7 separate regions of the Mus musculus genome follow, and regions 2, 3, 4, 5, 6 and 7 are each linked to region 1. The links are chromatin loops, found by intact Hi-C in ENCODE. Cell type or tissue: left cerebral cortex. All regions are shown on one strand. Region 1 overlaps Faim2 (Fas apoptotic inhibitory molecule 2). Region 2 overlaps Aqp5 (aquaporin 5). Region 3 overlaps Aqp2 (aquaporin 2). Region 4 holds the start of Aqp2 (aquaporin 2). Region 5 holds the start of Asic1 (acid-sensing (proton-gated) ion channel 1). Region 6 overlaps Asic1 (acid-sensing (proton-gated) ion channel 1). Region 7 holds the start of Cers5 (ceramide synthase 5).

What was found. Peaks named below come from ENCODE experiments on the same cell type or tissue, not always from the same donor. Only the 100,000 strongest peaks of a DNase experiment are listed, where the experiment ranks them.
Region 2: it touches region 1 in a loop (8-fold over the local background); 21 of 42 quality-filtered maps call a loop at or near these places.
Region 3: it touches region 1 in a loop (3-fold over the local background); 21 of 42 quality-filtered maps call a loop at or near these places.
Region 4: it touches region 1 in a loop (3-fold over the local background); 7 of 42 quality-filtered maps call a loop at or near these places.
Region 5: a loop joins it to region 1, with 8 times the contacts of the local background. A loop is called at or near these places in 27 of 42 quality-filtered maps.
Region 6: it touches region 1 in a loop (3-fold over the local background); 28 of 42 quality-filtered maps call a loop at or near these places.
Region 7: it touches region 1 in a loop (2.8-fold over the local background); 9 of 42 quality-filtered maps call a loop at or near these places.

The regions. Positions count from the first base shown.
Region 1 is chr15:99,495,157-99,499,156 of GRCm38, reverse strand. It overlaps Faim2 (Fas apoptotic inhibitory molecule 2), which reads left to right. Exons shown (of 12, transcript NM_028224.4): 12 at 1-2,152. Among named protein-coding and RNA genes, the nearest start is that of Bcdin3d, 22 kb to the right of the region's middle. In left cerebral cortex, a CTCF peak has its summit at 1,907 (motif pointing left); DNase peaks (open chromatin) are centred at 776, 1,213, 1,408, 1,888 and 1 more place; H3K4me3 peaks cover 222 bases; H3K27ac peaks cover 1,746 bases.
Region 2 is chr15:99,593,959-99,597,958 of GRCm38, reverse strand. It overlaps Aqp5 (aquaporin 5), which reads right to left. Exons shown (of 4, transcript NM_009701.4): 4 at 3,130-3,824. The coding sequence ends at 3,639. It overlaps Gm34765 (a long non-coding RNA gene), which reads left to right. Exons shown (of 5, transcript XR_875660.2): 2 at 528-670; 3 at 913-999. Among named protein-coding and RNA genes, the nearest start is that of Aqp5, 4.9 kb to the right of the region's middle. In left cerebral cortex, CTCF peaks have their summits at 1,363 (motif pointing left) and 1,820 (motif pointing left); DNase peaks (open chromatin) are centred at 965, 1,375 and 1,762.
Region 3 is chr15:99,581,613-99,585,612 of GRCm38, reverse strand. It overlaps Aqp2 (aquaporin 2), which reads right to left. Exons shown (of 4, transcript NM_009699.3): 2 at 3,431-3,595; 3 at 2,433-2,513; 4 at 1,068-1,780. The coding sequence ends at 1,571. All of the region lies in intron 3 of Gm34765 (a long non-coding RNA gene), which reads left to right. Among named protein-coding and RNA genes, the nearest start is that of Aqp2, 4.6 kb to the right of the region's middle. In left cerebral cortex, a CTCF peak has its summit at 1,658; a DNase peak (open chromatin) is centred at 2,118; H3K4me3 peaks cover 251 bases.
Region 4 is chr15:99,575,422-99,579,421 of GRCm38, reverse strand. It overlaps Aqp2 (aquaporin 2), which reads right to left and starts at 366. Exons shown (of 4, transcript NM_009699.3): 1 at 1-366. The coding sequence starts at 269. Gm34765 (a long non-coding RNA gene) reads left to right here. Exons shown (of 5, transcript XR_875660.2): 4 at 605-848; 5 at 2,642-3,770. In left cerebral cortex, no CTCF peak of the experiment used is centred here; no DNase peak of the experiment used is centred here.
Region 5 is chr15:99,667,286-99,671,285 of GRCm38, reverse strand. Asic1 (acid-sensing (proton-gated) ion channel 1) reads right to left here and starts at 909. Exons shown (of 12, transcript NM_009597.2): 1 at 392-909. Gm34880 (a long non-coding RNA gene) reads left to right here and starts at 1,430. Exons shown (of 4, transcript XR_875662.3): 1 at 1,430-1,878; 2 at 2,537-2,875. In left cerebral cortex, CTCF peaks have their summits at 716, 2,173 (motif pointing right) and 3,551 (motif pointing right); DNase peaks (open chromatin) are centred at 198, 723 and 2,159; H3K4me3 peaks cover 1,207 bases; H3K27ac peaks cover 1,203 bases.
Region 6 is chr15:99,687,277-99,691,276 of GRCm38, reverse strand. All of the region lies in intron 3 of Asic1 (acid-sensing (proton-gated) ion channel 1), which reads right to left. Among named protein-coding and RNA genes, the nearest start is that of Smarcd1, 13 kb to the left of the region's middle. In left cerebral cortex, a CTCF peak has its summit at 2,310 (motif pointing right); a DNase peak (open chromatin) is centred at 2,352.
Region 7 is chr15:99,770,303-99,774,302 of GRCm38, reverse strand. Cers5 (ceramide synthase 5) reads left to right here and starts at 1,788. Exons shown (of 10, transcript NM_028015.2): 1 at 1,788-2,120. The coding sequence starts at 1,924. In left cerebral cortex, a CTCF peak has its summit at 1,908; DNase peaks (open chromatin) are centred at 1,764 and 2,389; H3K4me3 peaks cover 1,875 bases; H3K27ac peaks cover 1,284 bases.

The sequences.
Region 1 (4,000 bases):
TGAAGAGTAGAGGCATCCATTTCCCTCCCCCCAGCTTCCCTGGCCACTCAGCCCAGAGTCCCTGGGCCCTTGCCCCCTTATCTCCACATCTCTGTAATTTGGAAGCTGTCCAGCTAATGGTCACAGCCAGGGCCAGTCCCTTGAGCCTATCCCTTGCGATGAGGCCAGAGCTCCTTATCAACCTCCAGGCTGCTGGGATCTCAGGCAGAGTGTGCGTCAGCCACCCTGCCCTGGCTGACTGCCTGTTGGAGAGGGGACCAGGGGCCCACACCTGGGGCAGCATGTGGGCGACACATGCACCCGGCCAGCTCTAGTCCAGTGGAAAGTTACTGGGTGAAGGCTACAAGGCCCTGAGTGGATGCAGGGGACCCTGTCTGCCCCAGGAAAGGGGACTAGGTAGCCCATCCATTCCCACCCCTACCCTTTCCCACCCTGCCTACTCCAGCCTTTGAGAAATATTACAGAAGCATTTGAAATTTTGTTCCATCTTGGATATTTGAGGAGGGAGGGTGGTATGGAGGGACAGTTGGGGTGGGTGCTGGTTCAAATGAGCCTACTTGCAGCAGTCCAGACTGGTCCTGCAGGGTTATCGGCATATCCCCATTTCAGAAGCAAAGCCAAGTAGCTCCGGAAGGCTTGGATAAACCCACTGTCGTCTAATAAACCTGAGGGACAGCCCACAGCTACTTCCTCCAGTCTGAGTCTGGGCTGGATTGAGACTTGTGTAGCCCATAGGTGTGTGGGTAGACAAGCACTGACATCTCCGGGGAGTTGTGACACCCCCACCTGCCACTGTCACCCAGCCTGCGGATGCCAAACTCTTAGCTTTTCCCTCCCTGGAGGTCAGCTGGGAAGCAGGGTTCTTGGCTTCTGGTTCTGACCCCACTGCCAACAGACTTATTACTCTCTGTGACTCTGTTTTCCTATCTGCAAGATGGAAGTCCCCAACCGGTGCCAGTGGGGCAGGGAGAGAGGCACCAAGACACTTGGCTGACTTCCTCCTCTGCTTGTTCCCCTTTGAGTGCCTTTCCTAATCTCCAGCTTCAGTTCTAGAAAGGTTTAGAGTCCCTCCCCCACCCCCACTGACATGTCACCCTCACACTGGCCAGTTTCCCAGAATCCACTTGTCCAAGTCCTCTTCTGAGACAATTTATGCAGAGAGCGAGGATTGAGAAAAATTTTCCAAGGCTAAGTTCCAAAAACCATTGGGGGAGGGGCAAGCCCTCAGCCATAAATAATGTGACCAGGGCACAAGTCACAGTGATCTCAAAGATGGCTGGTGACGGTGGGGAGGCACGGCGGCTGAACTGGCTCCAGGGCCAGAGAAAGCCTTGATGTTGACCCCTGGTGGGGCAGTGAGGAGTCCCAGGGACACCTGGGTGGGTCTTGGCAGGAGGAAGGGCGGAGAAACAAGAATGCAGGATTATGAGGAATGCGGGATTATGAGAAACCTAAACTGGGCAGGTGCGGCAAGCTGTGTAGGAGGAAGGACTGACGCCTCCTGGCCCCCCGCATTTTTAGCTTGGGTGTAGCCAGACCTATGACGGGGTAGATTAGATTTCATAAGGCTTGAGGGAGCCAGGAATATCTGATGTGAGGCTCAAAGCTCTCTGAGAAACCGTGACAGACCAGGATGTCCCCTCCGAGGCTCAAGATGGGACCAAGTAGGGGCATTAAGTCCCTCACTCCCCACACCAATTCCTGGGTCCATGCACAGCTTTTTCAGTATAGCCCAAGGAAGCCACAAGACATCCTTGGGTGTGGTATGGTTCTTCCATTCCATACCCTTTCTTCTGTGTTAGCCTGCAGGATCCCTTAAGTACCCTTATTCCAATAGGCCAGGGTGGGGGGTGGGGGCGTGTCAAGTTGGGAATTTTACACAAGGACTTTGCTGCCCCCTTCTGGCTGTTAGAGGAAAAGCAGAGTCTGGCTTTGCACAAACCCATCTCTATTCAGTCCCCTGCTCTGAGTGTCAGAGAATGGAGATATAGCACCAGGCACAAGGACTTGCCTGCTACACACCCAGACGGGCCTGCCCTTTTGGCATCAGCTCTTCAAGTTCCCTATCTCTTCCGTGTGCCTGTCTCCGGCCTCACCTGCCCAAGATCTGTGACTGATTGGAAATAATAAAAGCAATTACGAAGACACCTGGACTGTTTGCTTGTGGCCTCAACTGGCTTTGTGGAGTGAGCTGTAGGGTGGCTTTCTTGCAGGAACTACGTAAAATCCCCATCTTTGCTTTCCTGGGAAAAGGTGAGGGGTCCTCCTGCTCAGGACACCTTTGCCTGGGAGCATTCTTCACACTGACCAAATCTTATTGGTCCATGGGAACCTGCTCTTTTCCGGGCCCTACTGGCAGAAGAGTCTTTTTTGAACAAAGGTGTTTCCTTAAGATGGAGAGCCCGGACATTTCGCAAAGCAGTAGGTTTGAACCTATACAATGAGAATTTCGTGGGACTATCTTGTGCATCCCAGAGCTACAAAACTTACAGCACATGGGCAAAAGCATCATTTAAGAGGAGGGAGGAAGGGAGGGGGTGGAGAGAGGGAGGGATCTACTCCAACTGTTTTATTTTACATAGGAGGAAACTTAGAAGCAAAAGTTTCAGCGACCAGTCCAAGCTTATGCATAAATTACTGACAGAATGGGATCAAAGGACAAATCAGTTAATGATGATGTCATTAGATTTCCGTGGTGTACTGGGTAGTTTTATGTCAACTTGACACAAACTGGAGTCATCTGAGAAGTTAAGAAAATGCCTCCTTAAAATCAAGCTGAGGCGGGGCAGTGGTGGCGCACGCCTTTAGTCCCAGCACTTGGGAGGCAAAGGCAGGCAGATTTCTGAGTTCACGGCCAGCCTGGTCTACAGAGTGAGTTCCAGGATAGCCAGGGATACACAGAGAAACTCTGTCTTGGAAAACAAAACAAAAGATCATGCTGTAGGCAAGCCTGTAGGGCATTTAAGGCGCTGCCCATTGTGGGTGGTTCCACCTCAGGGCTGATGGTCCTAGGTTCTATTTAAAAGCAGGCTGACCAGGCCATGCAGAGGAAGTCAGTAAGCAGCACCCATCCATGGCATCTGCATCAGCTTCTGCCTCCAGGTTCCTACCCTGTGTGAGTTCCTGTCCTGACTTCCTTCGATGATCAACAGCAATGTGGAAATGTAAGCCAAATAAACCCTTTCCTCCCCAACATGGTCATGGTGTTTTATCATAGCTATAGTAACCCTAAGACATGTGGGTGTCCTGGTGTGTGGGTGTGTAGGAAAGGGACATGATCACACGGGAGGGGATTATTATTATTATTTATTATTATTTTAGCAAAAGCTCCCAGTGTATAGGAGCATGCCACAGCCACGAAGCAGCAGAAGGAAACAGCAGCTAAGAACATTTAGCCTCAGGGCCTAAGTAGATGCTCCACCCTCTCTTCTTTCCTCCCTATTTTTTTGCTTATTTGTTTTGTTTGAGACAGACTCCCCATGTAGCCCAGGCTGGCTTCAAACTCACAGTCTTGCCTTGAGCTAGGATTATATGCATGTGCCACCCTGCTTGGTTCATTAATGGAACCTGAGAAGGAGGCAGTGCTGAGCTATGGCATGGGACCAGAAGACCTCTGGCAGAGAAGAAATGGATAAAGAGTCTAAGTTGAGGAGAGGTGTCTTAGTCAGGGTTTCTATTCCTGCACAAAACATCATGACCAAGAAGCAAGTTGGGAGGAAAGGGTTTATTCAGCTTACACTTCCACACTGTTGTTCATCACCAAGGAAGTCAGAACAGGAACTCACACAGGATAGGAACTTGGAGGCAGGAGCTGATGCAGAGGCCATGGAGGGATGCTGCTTACTGGCTTGCTTCCCCTGGCTTGCTCAGCTTGCTTTCTTATAGAACCCAAGACTACCAGCTCAGGGTTGGCACCACCCACAATGGGTTGGGTCCTCCCCCCTTGATCACTAATTGAGAAAATGCCTTACAGCTGGATCTCATAGAGGTATTTCCTCAC
Region 2 (4,000 bases), 99 kb before region 1:
GGGGCCTGCTTCTCTGCCTTCTCCTGGGTTGAGCCCAATAAAAGGAAGGGCGTTTACCACAGCCCCCTAGCCTGGCTTGGGGCATGTTCCAACAGCATGGTTCCTGTGTGGAAAGCTTTGGGTAAGACAAATGGGAGCTTGTGTACTGCGCCCCTCACCTACTGCTTGGCCTCTGTGATCTCAGCACCTTGCTGGTAAAACAGGTATTGTTTTGTGCCCATGTGTTGGGAGAAGCAGCTGCAGACACCTGGTAAGTGCCTTTAGTCAGAACCGCTATCAGGTTCGCCTCCAGGGCACAGCAGTGAAGATTAGCGGGAAGGGGAAGGGTCTTGACCTCCGTGGCAGGTCAGGGCCAAGTGCTCCCTGCAGCAGCCTTGCTCTGGTTTCTGAGGCAAAAGGCTCCTAGTGCAGAAATGGCTTCTTTCAAGACCACATAGGACACAGCCTCCTTGGATCCTGCTTAGCCTGGGACAAGGTCTTTTACCCACTAAGGGCAGGCAGTCATTGTCCAGTTCCTGTTTTTCCAGCCCCAACCAGCATTTTCCTGGACCCAGACGTTCCTGACTCTAGTGCCAAGCTTAGAGCTCAGAAGCCTTTTGTCCCAGCCCCACACCTGGCTGCTCCGATGGATGTCCCCTCCGATGGATGGAGCCTTCTCAGCCCTAGGGAGGTGAGGCCAGCAAGAGAGAACAAAGGGAAGAGAGGAGCTCAGAGTTACTCCCCCCCCCCCCACTCTCACCAAACACTGGTAGGCTGCAAGGTCAGGTCGGATAGATGCTCTTGTTGACCAGGGAGGGGGCTGAGCTGAGATCCGATCCTCCCTCAAATCCTTTCTCCAGCCCAACCATCTAACCAGTTCCCTTCTGCCCACCCTGCCCACGTTTAGTTCTCACCCTCTTCCATCTATCCCAGCGCCTTGTCTGTCCAGCCCTGATGGAAACTGGCAGCTTCGGAGGGAGGCATAGATTGCGGAGGAGGGACTGCCTTCAAATGGAGAATGTGAGTTCTTCCTACACTCTATCTTCAGGCGGAAAAGTGTCTCAGAGAGCTGGCAGAGCATGTGTGACTGGGTATGGCTTCATACAGGTGTGCTGGAGAACACATGTGGCCTGGCCTGGCTCTTTGAGGGTGAGTGGTGGCCAAAGGGGCGGGGGCGGGGTGGGGGGGTGGGGCGCCACTAGGACACACCTGGAATGAGCATGCCCTTGCTGAGAGAAGAGGAACACACAGGGAAGATATAACCTCCCCAAGCACAGTTGACAGCCAGTGCCACAGCTTGGAGCCCCAGAGGCATTCAGGATTAGTGTGTGTGCTGGCATAGGTCTTTGTCAGTCCAGGAACCATTACATGCAGGTGCGCAGTGCCCCCTGCTGGCCAAACAGCCCAATCACTGCAACCTACCAGCCCTAAGCCCTGGTTGTATCCTCACCCAACAGCAAGGAAAATGTCACCTGCAGGAAGCTGCAGACCTGTTGGTAACTCCCTCTGGCTAGATGCCCCACCCCTGCTGAGGATCAGTCTCTCGTAGGCTCCCTGTGCACCCTGTCACACACCCCTTGGGGGTCCATTAGAGTGGGGTATGCAAATCAGAGCTGTCTGAAAGGAGGAGTGAAGCTTTGTTCTCTTCTAAGCCTTCTCCTGGGTAGTGAAGTGAGTGGGCTAGTGAGAAGCTGCTCCCTGGTGGCCTCGGGAACCTAAGCCCGAGACACCCTTGTAATCTTGAAGAACCCCATCCTTGCCTGGCCAGAGCCCAGTCCCAGAAAAAGCTTCAGTATGGATTTGGTGGACGAGTCTGCCCCCTGCTGGCTGGAACTGGCGCTTGCAGCCAGCAGGGCAAGTTCCTTCTCCACCCCCATCTCGTTGCTTGATTTTCCAATGAAGCCAGTGGGGCAGGTAGGCTTGGATCTAGTGTTCCTCTGCCTTTCCACCCCGGGATGTTTTGAAGGAGGGCTGAGTGGTTCAGCCTCCCAACCTGGGTCTGCAGTTTCTTCCCACTCTTGTTCCCTCCTACTCTTCTGAGGCAAAGCTGAGGAGCGAGGGAGAGGATTTGCCGAGGAGCAGCGGACTCAGGCAGTGTCTGGAGAGCAGACCTGCTCACCCGTCTCTCAGAGGTGCTGTCCTTACTAGTGTCTAACCCTCCATTCACTGCTTCATTTTCTCCTCAAGGCAACCCATGTGGCAGATAAATACCAACATAAGGGTCCATCATTCCAGTTGCAGCAAGGTTGGTCAGTGGTGGCTCAGCCTTTAGTCCCAGCACTTGAGGGGCAGAAGCAGGCAGATCTCTGAGTTTAAGGCCAGCCTGGTCAACAAAGCAAGTTCCAGGACAGGACTACACAGAGAACCCTTGTCTTTCAAAACAAGCAAACAAAAAAGACTTGGATGCCAGCGGCTAGTTTCCGCTCTGGGCTCCTTAACCAGGACTCTGGGAACTGCGCGGTCTTGTGTCCTTACCCTGTTTCTCACAGCGAGGCAGTCAAAACCAAGCACCTCAGCCTTACCTCATCTGGTTCCCACTCCTCCCGGAGAAGCAGGCAAGAACAGGACAGGAGGGGAGGAGGGTGTGATGGACCACTCCCTACCCCCAAAGGGCAAAAGTGACCTGGGAAGGAGCTGGGTAATGTTGTGAATGTCTGAACATCCTCCCCCCACCCCCGCCCCCTGCACACTGCCTCTTGGCAACACCAGGAGACCCAGAAAAGGAAGCTCCGGGTGAGGACTCTTGGGAAGCTCTGGCCAGTCATCCCTTAGGAATCCCAAGGAGCTGTGGCTGGCTCACTTCTCCACTCCGCCTGGCACACTCAGGTGCTCCTCAAGTGGCGGACTTGACATAGCTGAAGGGATGGTTGGGAGGGACGCGTGACTCTGACGTGGACCCTATTCCTAGCCCTTGGCCCTCTCCGGGTCTCTTGTGCTGTTTCTGTATCCTTCGGTCTCTACATTTGATCTCTCCTCCTGCCAGCTCTCCGGTCCTCTCAGCCTTCCTGAGCTTCAGCTTTTCTTCCTTTTCTGAGGTCTTGTCTCCTGGTTTTCTTGGTAGTCTCAAGTGAGCATGAGTGAGGGTGTGACATCGCAAGTGGGAGATGTGACTGGCCACTGTCCCAAGAGGCTTTTGGAGGGAGATGAAGGCACAATATGAAGATTGGTGGTTTATTGGGAAACGCCCAACCCGAATACCAGCAGCGTCCCCCCCATCCTCCGCCCCATCTTAACCAGAAATAAATAAGATGGCACTCGACGAACCATCTATCTCTCTCCTGAAGAGCTCTCAGGCAATGTCCCCTCTGTCTACCTGGGGGAAGGCTTTGGCACATGAGATACTGGGTTGGAGAGATAAACAGGGCTATCACCCCTTTCTGGGATGGTCCTGAACTGCTGTGAGCTTGGCACTGCCTTCACAATCTCTGAGGTCTGAGCTGTGGCAGTCGTTCTGCCTAATTCCAAAGAGGCCCTGTCCCTGGCCCACACCCAAGTGTCCCATCATGGGCTTCTGCTCCCATCCCATCCCCGTGTGCGGCATGGGGATCCAATGCTGCCTCTCCAGCTGAGAGGATGCTAGGGAGAGGTGCTCCAAACTCTTCGTCTTCCTTTTCTCCAGTGGTCCAGGGGCTGAGGGACTGGCCCCTGCCCGGTGCCGGTCAGTGTGCCGTCAGCTCGATGGTCTTCTTCCGCTCCTCTCTATGATCTTCCCAGTCCTCCTCTGGCTCATATGTGCCTTTGACCACAGCCACACGGTCGTGGAGGCTCAGCGAGGAGGGGAAAAGCAAGTAGAAGTAGAGGATTGCAGCCAGGACGGCCCCCACGATCGGTCCTACCCAGAAGACCTGTGAAGACAGAGTTAGATCAGAGGAGGAGCCTCAGGGCTCAGGGACCATGATCTTCCCCACCAGAGCACAGACCCCATGGACCCTGAAAGGAAATGGACGCATAGATCTCCAGGCCTCCAGAAGGAACGGTGTCTTTCATCTCCGGGGCTGATTACTGTGAACCAGTCCTTACT
Region 3 (4,000 bases), 86 kb before region 1:
TTGTGACCCTTAGATTAGTTAGGCAGTAGCTGGAGAGAGGAAGTGTGAGTGAGGAAGGAAGGAAGGGGAAGGCCATAAGGCAATAAGGAAAGGCTGGGAGACCTGGATGGGGCCAAGAGTAAAGCCATCTCCTGTCTGGACCCTGGGATACCAGGGCTCTCCCCTTTGATTTAGCCACCACTTACAAGAAGAAGCAGAGGAGGTTAGAGGTCTGGCCTCTTCTGCCTTCACCTGCCCAAGAAGGCAGCAATAACGAAATGATCCTAACATGGTGTGATAAGGGCATTATGAATCACAGTGAACACAGCATCTTTAATCCCAGCTTAATCTCATTGCCCTGACCTGGGAACTTAGAAGCCTGGGTTCTAGATTCCGACCTGCCTCTGCCTGGTCAAGTGGCTTCCTTCCTCTGCAGGCTGCAGGGTCCACACGCAGTAACTGTCGGGCAGTGGGAACCGGAAGAGGGTGGAGCATAGGGCAGGGAGGAAGAGCAGAGATTCCTGGCGAGGAAGGACAATAAGGGATGGAGGGAGGGGCGTTGCCCGGTGCCTGTGGTTGCATGCCTGAGCACCTTACCCTGCCAGCCATAGGCATGCGCTGTGTGCCGGGCTCCAGGACTCCCTTGCGAAACCCGAGTGTCTCCTTTCAAGCAGTGTCTAGTTGCAAATCTCCCCCTCTCCCGAGACAAAAGCTGGGGCCCCACAGAGGGCTTTTGTTTTCGTTGCCCAAGTGGAAGGCTAATCTTTAGGTGTGTGTGGGCTCCCTGGGGATGGGAGTCACGCACACCCGCACACCCGTAGTCCTGGCTCTCCTCTCCCCCTTGTAGAGCCCTCCCTCCGGGCAAAAAGTCCTTGGATACCCAGTCCTTCCTTCCCTAGAGGTCAAGTCTAGGGGACTTGTTCTCTAGTTGACACGTTCCTTCCAGCAAGGAGCCCTGGCAAGTCTTTGGGCTGAGGACTGGTAGATTCTTGGGGAGTCTTCCCAGGGGGTCGTTAGAAGAGGTTGGAAACCAGCTTCCCACCCCTACCCCCATTCTGGGGCTGGCTGCAAGGGAGGACTCATCTGTAGCAGAGGAAGTGGATTTATTGCAGGTACAGGAGGGGAAGGCCAAAGCAAGAATGAAAGTCCCCCGCCCCGTATCACCACGGGCACTCGGGGTCACCCTCAGGAACATGCAGTCTCTGCACGTGAGGAAAGAAACACGCAGAGATGGACGAGCACTTTTACACCCTAATAAAATTAGATGCACTAACCACAGACCCCCCTCTCCAGGGTGGTCTCTATGCACCTCTCCCTAGGCACCAGAGCGGGCTCTCCAGAGCTCTCCGTCTCCCCACTGCCACGATCCCCAAGTGTCTGGTTCCCTGCAAGGGGCGAGCTCGAGGGTAGCTGGGGCCAGGGCTTCGGGGCCGAGGTACTGCCAGGTTCCCGGGCGAGCCCCTTCTTGAGGCTCACCGCGCTCGCAGGCGCAGGAGCAGCTAGCTACCCTGCACTGGGAACCGACGGCGGGCCAGGGAGAGGGAGGGGGCGAGCCGTCGGCCGGCTGCGCTGCACTGCGCTGCCGGGGCGCTCAGGCCTTGCTGCCGCGCGGCAGGCTCTGCGGAGAGTGCAGCTCCACCGACTGCCGCCGCCGCACTTCGCGTTCCTCCCAGTCAGTGTCCGGCTCCAGGCCCTTGAGCACCGCCAGGCGCTCCTGCAGGCTCTTGGTCGAGGGGAACAGCAGGTAGTTGTAGAGGAGGGAACCGATGACGGCGCCCACCAGGGGTCCGATCCAGAAGACCTGGGGAAGGGGGGGAGAAGGCACTGGCACCCGCTCGCCCAGCCCAGCCGGCAGCACCGCCTGGTCACGCTGCTATCCCGGTTAGTGTAGGAACTGGCCCTCCTGTGCCTCTGGTATTGTCAAGACTTATGCAATAAAGGTCATCACGAGCTGCCAAGGGCGACTTGTTAGTGTGTGGGGCTAGTGGGCAAGTTCTGAAGCTGGCTGTGAGTCCTGATTCCACCACTTGTGTGAACTTGGACAGTCACTGCCTCTGAGCCTGTATCTTTTCCCCCACAAGAATGCTCACTTCTGGAGATGAGGCAATTAAACGGGCTAAGGTTTGCAAAGCTCTGAGAAAACCGCCCAGCACACACCACACGCGGCTAACTGTTAAGTATGAATATCATTTACTGGGTTCTGAATGCCAGGCACTGTGTTATGGAAATAAGCTTGCTTAATTTCTCCCAAGAAAGCCAATAAAATACTGGCTGTTATTTTCATTTATAGGGAGGGACAGGGGAAGAATCCTTGGCACAGCTCTGTAGAGTGGAACCAAGGTTTCCCTGGACCCCAGGACAAATGGAGACCCCAGCCCTCCTGTGTGATATGGACCATAGTGTCTCTCTGGGGTGATTTCTAGGAATGGGGAAGGCAGAGATTTGGCCATTACCCAGTGATCATCAAACTTGCCAGTGACAACTGCTGGAGCCAGGGAGCGGGCTGGATTCATGGAGCAGCCGGTGAAATAGATCTGTAGTGGGAGGGGTGGAGGAGAGAGGGGGGTGAGGACAGGCACAGCATCCTCACCCTCCTTCCCAGAACTGAGGAAGCTTGGCCACAGCTTAGAGTGAACCCGTGAAGGTTGGGACTAGCAATCCACACCTTTCATCCCAGCACTTGGGAGGCAAGATCTCTGTGAGTTCAAGGACACCCTGGTCTACTCAGTGAGTTTCAGGACAGCTGAGACTGCCTAGTAAGACTCAGACTCAAAAAAAAAAAAAAAAAAAAAAAAAAGAAAGAAAGAAAGAAAGAAAGAAAAGGGAGATGGGGGTTGAACACTGACTGCTCTCCCAGAGGTCCTGAGTTCAAATCCCAGCAACCACATGGTGGCTCACAACCATCTGTAATGAGATCTGATGCCATCTTCTGGTGTGTCTGAAAACAACTACAGTGTACTTACATATAATAAATAAATACATACATACATACATACATACATACATACATACATACATCTTTAAAAAAAAAGGAGGGGCAGTGGTGGCGCAGGCCTTTAATCCCAGCACTTGGGAGGCAGAGGCAGGCAGATTTCTGAGTTCAAGGCCAGCCTGGTCTACAGAGTGAGTTCCAGAACAGTCAGGGCTACACAGAGAAACCCTGTCTCAACCCCCCCCTCTCCCTCCCCCCCAAAAAGAAAAGGAGATGGGGACTGTGGGTGGTTAATTCCTGGGCTTCCATTCACTTGAGACCAGAAGAATATCTGTCTTTCAGGGGGTCACAGCTTTTAGGGGACACAGGTTATGTGTCTTCCTTGGGTGTTCTGTGAGACAGTCTCTCTAGAGAGTCGTGTGTGTCGATCTCTACAGTGATATGTGGCTGTTTCTTTCGGGGACATGTATGTTTTAGTTCTTGTAGGGCAGCTGAAACCTGTGGCTTTGACTTACTTACCCCAAGGAGGTGGCCCAGGGTAACAGAGAAACCAATGGAGAGAGCAGGGCTACCCAGGTTGTCACTGCGGCGCTCATCAGTGGAGGCAAAGATGCACAGCACCAGCTGCATGGTCAGGAAGAGCTCCACAGTCACCGCCTGGCCGGCTGTTGCATTGTTGTGGAGCTGGAGAGAGAGGTGGAGGCATGAGTCCAAGGAGGCTGGTCCCACTGCCCCCTCTATCTGCTCACCTGCTTCCGGCTCCATGGAGACCTCGAGGAGGCAGAGAGCCAGAATACCGCCCCCTCTACCCTAATCATAACCACTGCCCCTTCTGAAACCTGGCCTCAAGGCAGAGGATGAACCAGGGACAGCCCAAGGCAGGGAGGTAGATCCCAGAACCTCATCCCAGATGAGGATGTAGAGGTTTGTGAGAGGGAAGAGATATCATGTTTCAGATTTTGGGAAGAGGTTCCTAACGCAGCTGGAAGCTTTGAACCTGGTTGTAGAAAGTCTAGTGTGATCTCTAGGTCATACTGATACAACAGGATGCTGGGGGTGGGGGTTGTCAATCTTTCTGTGGTCCCGTGG
Region 4 (4,000 bases), 80 kb before region 1:
ACGTAGAAGGCAGCTCGAAGGAAGGAGACATGGCAACCCACCAGGCACGCCACAGTCACAGCAGGGTTGATGTGGGCCCCGCTGACATGGCCCAGAGCCTGAACCAGGGTGCCAATGCCCAGACCAAAGGCCACGGCAATCTGGAGCACAGAGGGTGGGGAGCTGGCCCACTGGAGGGCTGAGCCAAGGCCAAAGAAGACGAAAAGGAGCGTGGCCAGGAACTCGGCCAGCACCGCTCGGGAGAACGCTATGGACCGGAGTTCCCACATGCTGCTCGGCCTTCTGAGCGCTGGCCAGTGGTCTGGGCCACGGGGGTGGCTCTTCCTCCCTCCCTCTCTCTTTCTCTTCTCTCTTCCTCTGGGCCTCCGGAGAGGCTAGACTGTGGGCACTTATAGGGCCTTCCTATCGTAGACCTGGGCACGTGGGGTGGAGGAGGCGTTCCTGCCAACCCTGTGCTCCCCCATGGCGGACTTGCCCCCATCCCTGCTCCTGCCCACCCGAAGGCCTATCACCCCATCTTAGCTTTCACAGCTGACTAATGTTCTCCTCATTAATGGACTCCAGATAAGGATTGACGTCTCTGTTTTCCTCGTTTTTTCCTCAGTTACCCCATGGAGCTGCCTCAGGGCTGCCCCAGCCCCCACAATGACCACCAGCACCAGTTCCTGCAGAGGAGGCTGTGTCCAGTGACCTTCTCTTTGACTAAAAGGCTGGCCAAGGAAGGGGCAATGCCTTACCCCAAACTGTGAGGAAATGTGGGCGCTGCCTTTCCGCGGACTGGATGGTCTTTCTTCTGGAAGAGGATGGAAAACAACTGGCTGGCCTGGGACAAATTTCCAAGGCAAAAGGTCTTGGGCTTGCTTTCTTGCAGTTAATCACCCATAAGTCATTATGTTCCACCTTCACCCAGGAATCTCAGCCAGAGAGGAACTCCCATTGCCTGGAGCCAAAGGTGGCTTCAGTGGCCCTGGGACCCTAGCCCTGCGTGATAGAGTCACCAAGGTCAACTTAGGAACATGAGGGTTTCTGTTCTGCAGCACACACTCATGTCGTTGAGATGTGACAGTTCTGCTCTGCCTGTGTACATGAGATAATAAAACTATCTCATAGGACAGAGATTTGCATTAATATGGCTCCTGGTTCTCAGGAAGAACTCAGGTTTTGTCAGCTATTGCTCAGTGCTATTTGCATTTTGAGGCAAACAGGTCTCCCCCAAACTCAGAGTCTCCAAGGCTACAACAGGCTCTAGATACCATCTCGAGCTCAGAGCCACCCTTACCACAGGAGGAAGATGTTTCTGGAGTTGCAGCTAGCTCTCCAGGCTCAAGGAGGCCATGGTGCCTGCTAGTAACCTCTAGTCTTGGTGCCACTAAGCTTGGTCAGTGTTCTGCAAGGCCACTGCTGTCACAGCTCTGATGGCTGTTGAGGCTCAGAAGACGGACCTACCCTACGCCTCTTCTTTCTTTGGGGATCCAAAGGCAGGAGGGCCTACAGTGCATCCAGATGGCGGGCTTCTAGTCCTCCTGGCCAGCCACAATCCAAGGAACAGGAATGTGGGAGAAACCGATGATCGTAGGATAGAGATACTTACACTAAGGGGTGACTGAAGCCAAGGGAGGGCCTGTTACTCACCCAAGGTGCCCCAGAAGAGTGGTGGCTGAGCTCAGGCTAGAACCTAGAGAGGAGTGCTTTCCTGACACCCTCACTCCCCAGGCATGCTCTGAGCCCTGGTCTCCTCGCCCAGACAGCAATGGCAGTGATGTCCCTCCCATACATTTGTTTTCAGAATGTAGTAAGATGCACAAAAATCCCCCACATACACAACACGGGTCCATGCACATTTACCCCGACCCCCACATGACTAGCAACTCTTGCCATTAGGGGGAAAGACAAGAATGAGGAGGAAGAAACAATACATGACCCCAACAGAGGCCAGCTCAGAGGAGCCTCTGGGGATGTGGGCTCAGGTAGTACTCCCTGTTCAGGGTCCTCCTCCCCACTTCCATCCCCCACCCCTGCAATCCACGCTCTCCAGAAAGACTCAGAGGGAGGGTGGAAGAATCTTGCCTTGAGAAGGGTACCTGTGACTCTGTTTTCTTCTTCAACCATAGCACACCCAGAAAGGGTGGAGGGTATCAAGATTGGGCCTTGATGATACATACTATCTTGTATGTACTGTCTACCATACCCAGGGAATGTATCATGTTTTATCTTGATGATACATACTATCTTGTATGTAGTATCTTCCACCCTCCATGTGCCCAGTCCCTGCCTGGCTCAGGGGCACCTGGAAAACCCCCAGGCCATATTGAGCTGAACTGTGACAGTGGTTCCAAACCCACCGTTGACTATCGAGTTCCTGAGTGACCTTTGGTGAGCCACACACCCTTTCTGATCTATACACTGTGTATGATCATGAGAACAGCAGTCACTGGTTCTGACCCTAAACAGCACCGCCTCTAACCAACCTGGCGTCATGGTAGACCCATAATAGGTGTCGCTGCTTCTGTACAGCCCAGGAAACCACACACCAATTTGTGTGGTTTTGCCATACATCCACATTTCCACGGTGCGGGAGGTGTGGTTCTGTGGAAGAGCACTTGCCCAGGACATGGTAGTAAATCCTGGGTTCCATTCCCAGTGCCGAAAACAGCAGCAGCAGCAGCAGCAGCAGCAGCAGCAGCAGCAGCAGCAGCAGCAGCAGCAGCAGCAGCAACAACAACAACAACAACAACAACAACAACAACAACAAGTAAAACAAAAAAGCAAGGATGGGATCAGCCAGACCATGATAGCCATGGGTCTCATTTCACAGACTAGAACATGATGCCCGGAGACTGACTTCCAGGAGCGGTGAGAATATTCTGGTCTGATCCCAAGCCAGCGGGGAGGGGGAGTTCAGCCATAACCGCATGGTCTATGCCCCGGCTTTGTACTCAGCCTTCCTTCATGCCAGGGAAGCAGCAGCAGCAGCATCCCTACCGGAGGCCCAGCTGCGGCTGTGGGTTCGCATGCTCCCGGAGGCCGCCGCCGTATCCTCCCGTGTTTGCTTTTGCTTTTGTTTATCTTTACCCTTCCAGCCTCGCAAATTGTGGGTCACAGAACTGAATGAGGGGCTCACGCCAACCTTGGCCACGGTAAAAGGTTTCTGAATGCACAACAACAATCAAAATCAAACGTCTGATGGATTCCAAGCGTTCTTGGTGGGGTCAGCTGTGCTCCATTGTGAGACTTGACTGCTCAGCCTTGGTTCTGGACACAGCTCATGCACTTTGTAGGCACATGGGGTACACACTCCCCAAGGCCGGCAAACCCGGCCTGAAGCTCCTTGGTGAGATCTGACATTGTTGTGTTGTGACTTGCAGTGTTTTTTTTGTTTTTGTTTTTGTTTTTGTTTTTTTACTGTACGTAGTCAGCTTTTTGTGCTTATAGAAATGTGTTGGTTTAATTATGAAAATAGACCTTAATATTTTCCCACCGTTATTTCTCAGCATGTATCATGCTTGAATACCTGTAGATTATATCATGTTAGAATGTTTGATTTTAAAAATCTTGCTATTTGGGGGCTGAGGAGGAGGCTCGGTGCACCCTGATCACAGCCTGAAAGTGTGGCTCGTATCTGCAATCCCTGCACTTGGAAAGCTGAGGTAAAATGATCAGGAGTTCAAGAGTTCAAGACCAGCCTGGACTAATGAACAAGTTCAAAGCTAGCCCAGGCTATGTGAGACTCTGTTCCAAAACCACACATGCACAAATAAATTAATGAATTAAAAAAACAATAAAAGTTTCTGTTGGAGTTGTTGACTTCCATTAAAAAAAAAAAAAAAAAGAGTTGCTCAATGGATTTTGTCTTGTGATGAGGATAGAATTTCTGACAATTTATGAGCTGACTCTAAAGCTACTTTTTTTTGAACTACATATTTATATGAACCAGTGTTTCATATTGACCACCACGAAATCTAAATATAGAAAACACTGAAGATGTACATCTTGTAGTATC
Region 5 (4,000 bases), 170 kb before region 1:
ACATCTGGGGAGGGGCCCTGCCTGTATCCTCACCTTCTGTGTCTCCAGTTCTCAAACAAGCACAGGCATAGGCGCAGGCTGTGTGTGTATGTGTGTGTGTGTGTGTGTGTGTGTGTGTGTGTGTGTGTTTGGGAGAGGATGGTAGGCTGCCTGAGGTGGATGTAGGAATGGGGGGGGGGGGCGCGGTTCCCTATGACAGCCAGTTATCCCCGCCCCGAACGCACCCCCTCCAGTCCAGCTTCTCGTCGCAGTCATATTCCCGGCTCGGCCCCCCGCCCCCTCCCCATCCGCCGAGCCTCCCCAGAAGCTGGAGAAAGCTACAGTGGAGGAGAGTCTCGGCTTTGGGGCACCAGGAAGCCCGGGGCCCAAGGCAGCGGGGTCGGAAACCCACCTGAGGGGGCTGGGGAAAGCCGGCCGCCGCTGCAGGTCCTGGGGCGCGAGGCGGTCCGTGGGCTCAGCGCCGCGCGGCGGAGGGGCTCATGGCCCGGAGCCCGAGCCGCCGGCTGCCGCGGCACCCGCGTAGAGCCCTGCAGGGAGCGGCCCGCTCGGCCAGCTCGGCTCAGCTCGGTCCGCCGCCCGCGCGCGCTTGCTCGCTCGGCTTGGTCCGCCCGGGGCTCGGCGCGCTGGCGCTGCGCGGTGCTCTCAGCCCCGGGATCTGCAGGGATCCATCGTCCGGCCGGGAGGCGGCGGGAGGGGAGGAGGAGGGGAAAGGGTGCGCGTGCGCGCCTACGAGTGTCTGCGAGGGTGTCTCTGGGCCGGTGTGCGCGGGGGGCCCCCGGCCCGGGAGCGGAACCGAGGGCTCCCCCCGCTGGCTCGCCTCCTCCCGCCGCTCTCAGCAGAGCTGCCTCGTTCGGATCCCGGAGCCGGCTCCGCTCTCTGCTTGCGAGGCCCTGTGGCTTGTGTGTGTGTGCGCGTGTGTGTGCGTGTGTGACTATGGGGTGTGTGTGTGTGCACGCGCACGTGTGCGCGCAGGAAGGAGGGTGTCTGCCCCCAGCGTCCCCCTCCCCACGTTGTCTCCTTCGGATCGAAGCTCCTGCTTCTTGCTGCTGCTGCTTCCTCTGATGGCACATGCACACGTGTACACACACACACACACACACACACACACACTCCGAGTCACAGTCACACTTGACTGATTCAAGCATTTGCCTGTGTGGAGATACAGGCACATTCAGACCGGAGTCTTACCTTGCCACTCAGCCATCCACACATCACATACACCTACACATCCCTGAAGCCTGACCCTCACACGAGCACTTACCTGTTTGTACACATTCACTCACCTGCTCTTATTCCTGCTTCCCACCTTCATGTGACCCACACACATGCACATATATAAATACCCTTGGCCACCCAGACCCCATTTGTATATCAGTGGATTTCTTAAGCAGCCCGTGTGCAAGTGCCTCATTGGCAGATCTATAAAGCAGAGAGGAACAGAGAGAAGAAAAGAGACATGGCCAGAAGTGAGGGCAGATGGGGCAGAAGTAGGGAAAAAGAAAAAGATACAAAATGAAGGCTGCAAGGAGGAGTGTGTTCTGGGATGGACCAGAAATCTGAGTCCTGAAACCTGGAGGCTGCTCCTGTAGCTGTCACCTCTCTCCTTCCCTCCCTCTTTCTTTCTCCGAGGCCTTGGGGGGGGGGCCCTCCCTATCCAATTAGCAGAGAAGGAGCAATCAAGGGGAAGTTGTTAATTTGCTGATGCTCATTAGGAGCTCTTAACACAGAGGCTGTTGAGGTCTGATGGTGTCAGATGATGGTGTGGTGTGTGTGTGTGTGTGTGTGTGTGTGTGTGTGTGTGTGATGCAAGATCAGAATTATATCCATTGCAGCTCCTTTGCTCCACTTACAGGCTGGTGAAGCTCTGAGAGAAGGAAGGTGAGAAGCAGGTCTCAGGGACATGGTTCTGGGTTTGAGTTTGAGGAATGAACCTGACATAGAGGGAAGAAGCTGATGAGAATTTGTGAGGGGTTGGGAGTAAGAGGTACCCTAGAAACCAGTGAAGATGTCTCTCCAGGGATAGGGGTTTAGGTCTGGTGAGAGATTGAGGTCCATTCAGCAGGACCCAGAGCGCCAAGCTGCCAAAATAAAGATAGTATCTCGCCTTCCGGCTGGGGAGCTGTCCAACGGCACAAGCGCTGCTGGTGGGCTGCCATGCCCCTGGGCAGCCACCAGGTGACAGCACTCTCTCGGATACTTAAACTCCACTTAAAGGGCAATGGGGGAGGCGGCCTGTGAAACTAGGAATTACTCTAGGAGGGTCGCAAACGGGGTTTAAGTGATGATTCTAGCCCTGGGTCTAGTCTGGTTCCAGGCTCTCCAATGTCCTCGGGGGAGGGGAGGACCATCTTGGAACATCTGTAACATCTTTGCAAACCCCACAAGCTGAGCGACACGTGGAGCCTCTTCTAATGGCTGCAAATTGCTTCAATCACCTGGGATGTTACCGAGGGAGCAGGGAGCAGCGTGGGTGGAGGGAAGGAAGGTGATGAGGTGAGGTGGCGGCAGGCGAGGACTGATTGAGGCCAATGAACAGCCGCAGGAGTAGTCCGGGGAAAGATAAAAGGCATGAATCAGGTATCCAGGCTCCAAGAACAGGACCTGACCCCACCACGCAATACCACCGGCAGGACCCTTGGCCAGTCCAAGCTTCAGTTTCTTCATCCTTATGATGAAGGTTGTATTTATTTCACCTTGTTTTTCAATGATTATGTGAATCACTGATGGAAAATGCATAGTTCATTGATCTGTGTTTGTAAATCCCCAGTAACAAATGTTACTGGCACTCTGATTTAGATCTGGAAGAAAAAAAAATAGCCATATCAGCCATATCAGGACAGACTTCGAGATGGTAGCTCCTAATTCGGGGAGTTGGGTAAGTTTTTCTTTTTCTTTTTTTGTTTTGTTTTGGTTTTTCTTTCTTTTTTTTTTAAGATTTATTTATTTATTACATGTAAGTACACTGTAGCTGTCTTCAGACACTCCAGAAGAGGGAGTCAGATCTCCTTACAGATGGTTGTGAGCCACCATGTGGTTGCTGGGATTTGAACTCCGGACCTCTGGAAGAGCAGTCGGGTGCTCTTACCCACTGAGCCATCTCACCAGCCCCTGTTTTGGTTTTTCGAGACAGGGTTTCTTTGTATAGCCCTGGCTGTCCTGGAACTCACTTTGTAGACCAGGCTGGCCTCGAACTCAGAAATCCGCCTGTCTCTGCCTCCCAATGGAGTTTAATTTAGATCAAGTAAACCTCAAACTCAGTGGGTGGAGCTCAGATCTCCAAACTTTTTGTTTTGTTTTGAGACAGTCTTACTGTGGCACCCTGGCTGGTCTAGAACTTACTGGGTAGACTACGCAGGCCTCAAACTCAAAGAGATCTGCTTGCCTCTGTCTCCTGAGTGCTGGGTAAAAGGTATAAGCCACCATGCCTGCCTGGGTGGCCAAACTTTTTTTTTTTAAGTTATTATTTCTTTTATGTATATGGTTGTTTTGCTTGTGTATATGTCTGTGTATCACATGAATGCCTGGTGCCTGTAGAAACCAGAAGAGGGCACTAGATCTCCTGAACTGGAGTTGTGTATAGTTGTAATATGTTAATATGTGGGTGCTGAGAATTGAGCCTGAATCCTCTGGCAAAGCAGCCAAGGCTTTTAGCTATGGGGCCCTTCTACAGCTCCACCGTAAGTTCTTAAAACTCCTAAGTCTCCTCAGAACCAGTCTGTCTGAATCAAGACTTCATTACAACAACCCCTAGCCTCTGGAGCTTGGTTTTTACACCTAAATTCCTCGCTCTGTCGTCTGAGGGGAGATCAGCCCTCATGGGTGCCACTCTCTTCCAGCCCTCTCCACTGCAGCAAACATCTCCTACAGCTTTCCCTGTGTCAGAGGCAAGGGCAGTCCTTGCCTCAAGACCTCTCAGCATCAAAGCGGAGTTTGTTGATGACTGATTCTAGAACAAAGGTCAGTTGTGAAAGGCACGGTGGTGGGGGAGTGCTGCAGAGAG
Region 6 (4,000 bases), 190 kb before region 1:
AGACGGAACGTCCTGGAGCAGCTGAACAGGGCTGGGAACCAACCTGAGAGCTCCCCTCGAGCTCTAGCGCCTCTCACCTGCCTCTCAGCTCTGGTATTGAGGCTGCCTCTGCCCTCCTTAGACCAAGCCCTACCCCCAGGCCCCTGGCCCTTCTGTGTGCTCTGGTCACCCAGGGCCACTGGATGAGGAACTTGGAACTTGAGCCAGCAGCCAAGTCTCTAGGGCCAAGAAGGTGACCTAGGAGAGGGAAGGGAGGGTGGGAGGGAGGGAGAGAGAGAGGGGGGGTGGGGAGCAAAGCAGATTAACCCTTTCTCAGCAGGGCCAGGAGTAGGTCTAGGCTGAAGAAGTCTAGCAGGGCCTTCCGTCCCTTTTGCATTGCAAGGGAGAGAGCTTGGGGTGTGTTGGGATGAGGGGCAGGTGCTGGTTCTAGAAGAGCTGACAGCAGGGCAGCTTTCAGCCTCACTCAGCTCTACCTCTAGAGACATGGAGCCTCAGAAGAGGAGAAAGCCAGGAGGTCTGACCCCTCTCCAGCCCTCCACTCCCCTTAGACGCATCTCAAATTTTTTTAATCCCCTCTGAATGACTCCCCAGGTCCGTGCCTTCAGTTCAGTTATGCCATCCTGCCCATTTCTCCGCTTAAAACTCCTCAGTGTATCATGGTCAAGCTCACTCTCGGCACCCTCATTACTGACACTGCCGCCCCCACCCCCACCCCAGCCCAGCCCAGCATCCAGAACCTTCCGAGGCTCACCGGGCTCACCCACAGCCTAGGACTTCTTGCTCATTTCTTTTTCTCATCTCTTTTATTTTATGTATCATTACCATGCATGTGAGTTGGTGGTCAGAAAACATCTTTCAGAAATTGGTTTTCTTTTCCACGTTGGGCTCTCAGAACCAAATTCAAGCCTGGAGCTGGGTGGGCATAGTGGCTTGGGTCCCTGCTTTTGCCTGCTGAGTCAACTTGCTGGCCCTCTGATGCTGATGTTGTAGTTGTAGTTGTAGTAGTTGTTGTTGTTATCATGGTCTCATTCTATAGCCCAGGCTGGCCTGACATTTATCATGTCAATCAGGCTAGCCTGGAGCTAACAGAGATACAGCTGTCTCTGCCTCCCACATGCTAAGATTAAAGGCACACCACCCTGTCTGGTCCCTCTGATCACTTTTAAAATTTTATTATTGCCGGGTAGTGGTGGCTCACACCTTTAATCCCAGCACTTGGGAGGCAGAGGCAGGAGGATTTCTGAGTTCGAGGCCAGCCTGGTCTACAGAGTGAGTTCCAGGACGGCCAGGGCTATACAGAGAAACCCTGTCTTGAAAAAAAAAAAAATTCTTTTATTATTTTATTTTATGTCTGTGGGTGTTTTTTCTGCGTGTGTGACTATGTGCCACAGTGTGTGTCAAAATAAGAAGGTCAGAAGAGGGTGTCAGATCCCTTGGAACCAGAGTCTCAAACCACTGGAAGCTGGTTGAGAGCTGCTACATGGGTGCTGGGAAGGGGCCAGGCAGTCCCTGGAAGAGCAGCAGTGCTCTTCAGTGCTGAGCCATCTCTTTGGTCCCAGCCCCTCTGATCCTTCTAAGAGACAGGGTCTTACTGTGTTGCTGTCTCTAACCCCTGGGCTCCAATCATCTTTCTGTCTCACCTCCCAAGCAGCTGGGTCTGCAGGCGCACACCACTGCGCCCAACTCCCTGGATCTTTTTCAATACCCTATTCATATCTTCTCTGATGATTCCACAGGGCACAGTGCCTGCCTCAGGGTCAGTAACTTACTCAAAACATTGCAGATGTGAGGCAATCCACTCCTCTCGAGCGAGCACAGAGCCTTTGAGAGGGAGTGGTCGAGATGGAGAGGCTACATCGAGGAAAAAGAAGTAAGATAAACTAAATTAAAGGTGAATGGGCAAGATGGCCGCAGTAAAGGTAGGAGCTTGCCGACAAGCCTGAGCACCAAGGTTTGACCCCCAGAACTCACGTGGCTGGAGGAGAGGACTGACTTCCACACGTTGTCCTCTAACCTCCCAAGTGCACACTCCTACACAAACTACATAGAGAGATGTGGTATAAAAGGAAAGCCCACAGAGAGGCTGGGTCTGAGGAGAGATCAGCCACCTTCAACTGTTATTCTCTCCTGTACGAATGCGAATGCATAGATGCCCTTTCTGTCTGCTGCTCCATGGACAGCTTTCTCCTGCCTGCCAGGCCTTAGTTCTCAGGGGGCAGGGCTTGCTGTGCTGCCCTTCCTCAGGACAGTTGCAGAGGCCTTGGCTTAAGCGGTGCTGGCTGGGGTTGACCTAGCTGCCCATCTGCCTCTTTCCCACTAGAGGGCACTGTCTCTCTCCTTCAGACGACCTGGATTCACAAGCAGAAACTAAGGCAGAGGGAGCTTCAGGGTGGATTGAGGAGGCTGTGAAGAGAGACAGGAGCTTCCGAGGACACTGAGCTGATATAACTCCCCTCACACCTACACCAAGACAACCTTGCACTCCTATACATCGTCACACAGGCATGGACACACATACAGGCACACACATACACTGATGTGGATGTACATGTATACAGGTACATGCATGTGCATGTACTCGTATCGTATGCATGCACACACAGACGGTGCACACACTGTGCACACACACACACACACACACACACACACACATACACCCTGTGGGCACACACACAGACTGTGGATACACACAGAGAGACTGTGGATACACATAGAGATACTGTGGACACACACACACTATGGACACACACAGAGACTATGGACACACACAGAGGCCCCTGAGGAGATGACCAGGTGCACATGAACGCAGACCCACCTTTAATCCCAACACTTGGGGGGGGGGGCGCGAGAGGCGGGGCTTGCAGATCTGTGAGTCTGAGGCTAGCCTGGTCTACATAACACACGTTCTAGGCTCACCAGGGTTCTACAGTCATATATATGTGCATATGTGTATGCACTCTTGTCCATGTGTCCTTGTATGGACGTCAGAGGTTGGGTGACCTCGTCTATGAACATCCACCTTACATTAAAGTAAAATAAGTCAGTGAATAACGAGTCAGGGCTTTCCAGCCAAGGACGACTGTCTTCCTTCCCCACCAGCTGTGTGGCACCTGGGTGGCTCCTTACTTTCTCTGCATCCCTTCTGAACCTCACCTCCTTCCACATTGGGCAAGGTTTGGTGGTTTTCAACTAACTCATGGGTTCTTTACAGGGCCCTCGCCAGAGCGACCTCATCATCATTTGACAAGCAAGAGCTTGAACCGCGAGCTCAGGAGACGGCGCAATGGGTGACATGCTTGGAGCATGAGGATCTGGGTTCCAGTACCCACGCAGAAATTGGATAACTGCCTGTAATCCCAGCACTGGGGAGGTGGAGACAGGTGGAGTCTTTGGAGCTCAGTGACTAGCTGGGTCCTAGCTAATTCGTGAGCTCCAGGTTCGGTGAGAGAGTCTGCTCCCAAAAAGATAAATGAAGGGACTCAGCAAGCAAGAGCCCTGGATGCTCTTCTAGAAGACCTGGGTTCAATTCCTAGCACCCACTCACAACTGCTGGGGATCTTGTATCCCCTTCCATGGTGCACAGATATACATGTAAAATACAAATACATATAATAAAATAGAATAATTTTTCCCTCTTCCCTCTCCCTCTTGCTCCAGGCCTCGCTCTGTTTGGCCCCAAAATAGAATAATAGAATAATAATAATAGAATAATTTATTCTAGCCCTTTCTAGAGATGGGAGAAGACACCCAGCACTACACAGGCACGCATGAGCGAGTGTGCTTACCCACATTCATGCATAACACACACACACACACACACAGGGCTGAGCCACAAAAACCAATTCCAGTCTCCTAATGAGCAAGTACTAAGATTAGAGTTAGATGTGATAGTACACACCTTAAAAGGCAGAGGCAGGCGGATCTCTGTGAGCTCTAGGCCAGCCTGGTCTACAGAGTAAGTTCTAGGACAGCCAGAGTAAATAGTTCAAGAAATACCTCA
Region 7 (4,000 bases), 280 kb before region 1:
TCAGGTGAGGAACACTTTTGAGTGTCCTCACTGGGTGGCTCTTTCATGACTGGCCCTCACCTCACACTTTAAACATACCCTACTAGTTGTGAAGTTCCTTTATCTGTTGTCCTCAGACCGTAAGTTGAGATTACCATCACCGCTGTCCCCAGTTAGTTCCTGGCTATTAGCCTTGTAGCTAAGTTTTAACCAATGTTCAGGGCTCTCTGGCAATTGAAGGACAGTTTAGTCCTCTGAAAACTGCCTGGTCTCTGGTTTGTTTCCTTGTTTAGGTAGATTTACAAGAGTTCAAGGTTTGCTCTGACCATTTAAAGTTGAGGTGGGGGGCTGGAGAGATGGCTCAGCAGATAAGAGCCCTGACTATTCTTCCAGAGGTCATGAGTTCAAATCCCAGCAACCACATGGTGGCTCACAACTATCTGTAATGAGATCTGATCCCCTCTTCTGGGGGTGTCTGAAGATAGCTACAGTGTACTTACATATAATAAATAAATAGGCCAAAGCGATCTGGGCCCAAGCGGGCTGGAAACAATAAATAAATAAAAAAATAAAGTTGAGGTGGTTTGTAAGATAAGGAAATGAGAGTTCTGGAGTCTAAGTATTTTCTTTCTTTTTTTTTTAAGATTTATTTATTTATTATATCTAAGTATACTGTAGCTATCTTCAGACACTACAGAAGAGGGAGTCAGATCTCATTACAGATGGTTGTGAGCCACCATGTGGTTGCTGGGATTTGAACTCCAGACCTTCGGAAGAGCAGTCGGGTGCTCTTACCCACTGAGACATCTCACCAGCCCCTCTAATTATTTTCTAATTACAGCTGTTGGTCTATATGACTTTGGGCAAACTATTCTGCCTCTTTGGACTTCAGTTTATTCCTTCATAAACTGCTACATGACAGATGTCATTAAAACTAGCGGTCATTTATTTTCCTTTTGCCTTGTTGCTTTTTTTTCCCCCCATTACCTTCTGCCTCAAGAGGGGAGAGGAGGAACCTTTTGTCCTGTACTGTATGCAAACTGGTCTTAAAAGGAAGGGACAATTCTCTCCCTTTGGTCACCCAAGTGCGGAGCCGTCAGCTGTGAAACACTACCTCCCACAGACACTCAAAAGGGAATGGGGGTGGGATGGGGAGGTCTCATGAAGTTCATTTTGGCCCTGAACTTGCAGAGAACGACCCTGAGCCCCAAGTGGGATTACAGTGGAGGCTGGAATTACAGGCTTTTAATGTAAAGATATTTCAAAGCCTTGTGTTTTCTCTGAGAAAAAGTGAAGGTAACTTTTAAGGCCTAAAGCCAAGGAGGGGGGTGGAGATCAAGGAAGTGCAAAAAAGGAGAAGGAGGAGTAGGAGGAGGAGTATGAGGAGGAGGAGGAGGAGGAGGAGGAGGAGGAGGGGGAGGAGGAGGAGGAGGAGGAATCAACTAGGATGAACAGCACAGCCGGCTGGCTGGGACACCGGGACTGTAAGTGATGATCAGGAACGTATAGCCGGGCCGGGAGCCAGAAAGAACTTGAATCTGCTGGACTAGGAAGAGTGTTTCCAAAAGGGAGAAACTAGCCTGAGGTAGGGGTGTGACCATGGTGATGTCGAACCTGCTGAAAGAAACTGGGCGTGGCTCGGGCTGCAGGTGAGGGGCGTGACCAGGACAGGTGGGCGTGGCCAAGAAGAAATGGGCACGCGGGGCGAGGCCGGGACCCACATGAGGGGCCTGGGCTGCTGCGACGGAGAAGTGGGCGGGAAGGCGGGATGGGCGGGGAGGAGGCCATCCTTGCGGGAGAGGCGGGCTGGGCGGCTGGGAGGACCCAGGGACGGAAGAGGGTGGCCGTAGGCCGGGCCCCGCCTCGGGGCCGCCTCCCAGCGGGTTCCTTTTGCCTTGACTGCCTCCGAGGCTGTGGCGGCAGTGGCCGCCGGGCGCGCGTAAGATGGCGACTGCAGCAGCGGAAACCCTGGGCCTCCTGTGGGGTTGGCTGTGGAGCGAGAGCTTCTGGCTGCCTCAGAACGTGAGCTGGGCGGACCTGGAGGGCCCGGGCGACGGCTACGGCTACCCGCGCGCCCAGCACGTGCTGTCGGTGTTCCCGCTGGCAGTGTGCATCTTCTCCGTGAGGATGCTGTTTGAGCGGTGAGCGTTGCTGCGCGGGGCCGGGGATGGCGGGGGGTAGGGGCGGGACGCCTGGGCCGGAGACCGAGGGCCGGAAGCCGAGGCGGCGGGGCGGGGGAGCCGGGGAGCCCGGGCCGCGGCGGGGATGCTCGGAGCCCGGCGACGCGCCCCTGGAGCCTGCGTGCGCGCAGACCGCGCGAGTCTAGGGTGTGGGCGAGTGAGAGAGAATCGAGGGGAGTGCTGGGCCTCAGAAGTGCAGATCACAGAGTCGCATGGAGCTCTCGAAGGCTGCCTCCCAATCTCCAGGAACCCAAGAGTGAGTCGTGCTCCCGCAGTGCCCGGCGAGAGGAACGGGAAGGGCCTGGGAGAACCAGAATTAGCTGGGGTCCTGGAAGCTTGTGGGTTCAGTGCAAGCGCCAGAGCTTCCGAGCGACGTAGGTGGATGCATGAGATGTAATGTTTGCTAAAGTTACTTTACTTCTGGGGTTTGAAACAACAGGATCAGTTAGGCCCCAAGCCCTGATTTGTTAGCGCGTGAACGTGTTAGTATGACAGCAGACGTCTGGCTAGGATAGGGTGTGGTGAAGCCTGAGGCTTCCAACATTTGGGGAAGGTGTCAAGAGGAACTGCTGAACGGGCCTTGGAAGCCTGAGATGGGAGAAGTGGTCATTTTGAAGGCGATGGAGCCTGAGACTTTATTGGAAACAGCTTTGTGAACCAGCTTCTAAGGTGGTAGTATTCACAACATACTTTGCCCAGCTACATGCTCTGGGCAGAAGATCCCCCCCACCCCACCCCCACCCCGTTCTTCAAAGGGCTAGTCTTATCTGCTGCCAAAAAGACACTGTTCTTCAAGGATCTGATGCGATCTGTAATGAGGATCAATCATAGCTGTGTTTTTGATAAAGCTTACTCAAACTCCAAGGAAGTACTTTCCTCGTAGGCAGAGACGCCTTCTGTAAAAACCTTATCTAGAACAAACACGACACTGATGCCAGAATTCCTTTTCTAGTGTGGAGATGTGGTTAGACAAAATAATCCATTACTCAGAAGTATCTGTTTTGGATTACTTCTTTGATTTGTCTACAAGGGTTTTTTTTCTTATATCCAGCTAGTCACTAATCTGTATTTAGTAATACTATTTATCTCTTCTAAAAGTGCTATGCCAGACACTCAGATGCAAAAAGTAAATATATAATAAATAGATTAAGTGAAACTCAAAGTCTTTTCTGGGCCCCCAAGAATTTACAGTTTTTCAAGATAACCATCATTATCTTAAGTATCCCTGAGGTGGAGGTGGAGGTGCAGGCTTAGGAGAAAACTGGATCCTGCTATTCTCTTCCATAGTGAGGGCTGAAAATGAAATGCAAGAACTATCAAGAAAAGAGACAATCCAATACACTTTTCCATTGTCATAAGAATAGTCTTTGTTTCTCATACAGATATATAACAAGCTTTGTGACTTACCTCTGCTATCGGCATACACACACACACACACACACACAGAGTATATATTCCAATTCTAAAGGGTTCCCCCAGATGGCTGGAGACTATTCCCTGGAGGAGTCACTGGAAAGGATCCTTCCCCTATGGGAATTCTGTCTGCATGTTTCTATGGTACTCCAGTGTCAAGGGGATGAACAGGCATTCTTTCTAATGTGATATTTCTTATCCAGTAAGGACAAGCAGCTTGTTTGTTTAGTGTGTGATCTTAGGAAAAGTTAACCCTAGAAACAATCTTGCTATTTTGTTTCCCTTGAAGACCAGCTATCTCAGAAAGTGCTTGGAATTGACTGCTGTTCTGTGTGCTGTCTTCCATAAAGGAAACAGAAGCTATTCTTAAAGTACAGTAAAAGCCTGTCTAAGGGGTTGGAGAGATGGCTCAGCCATTAAGAACTGTG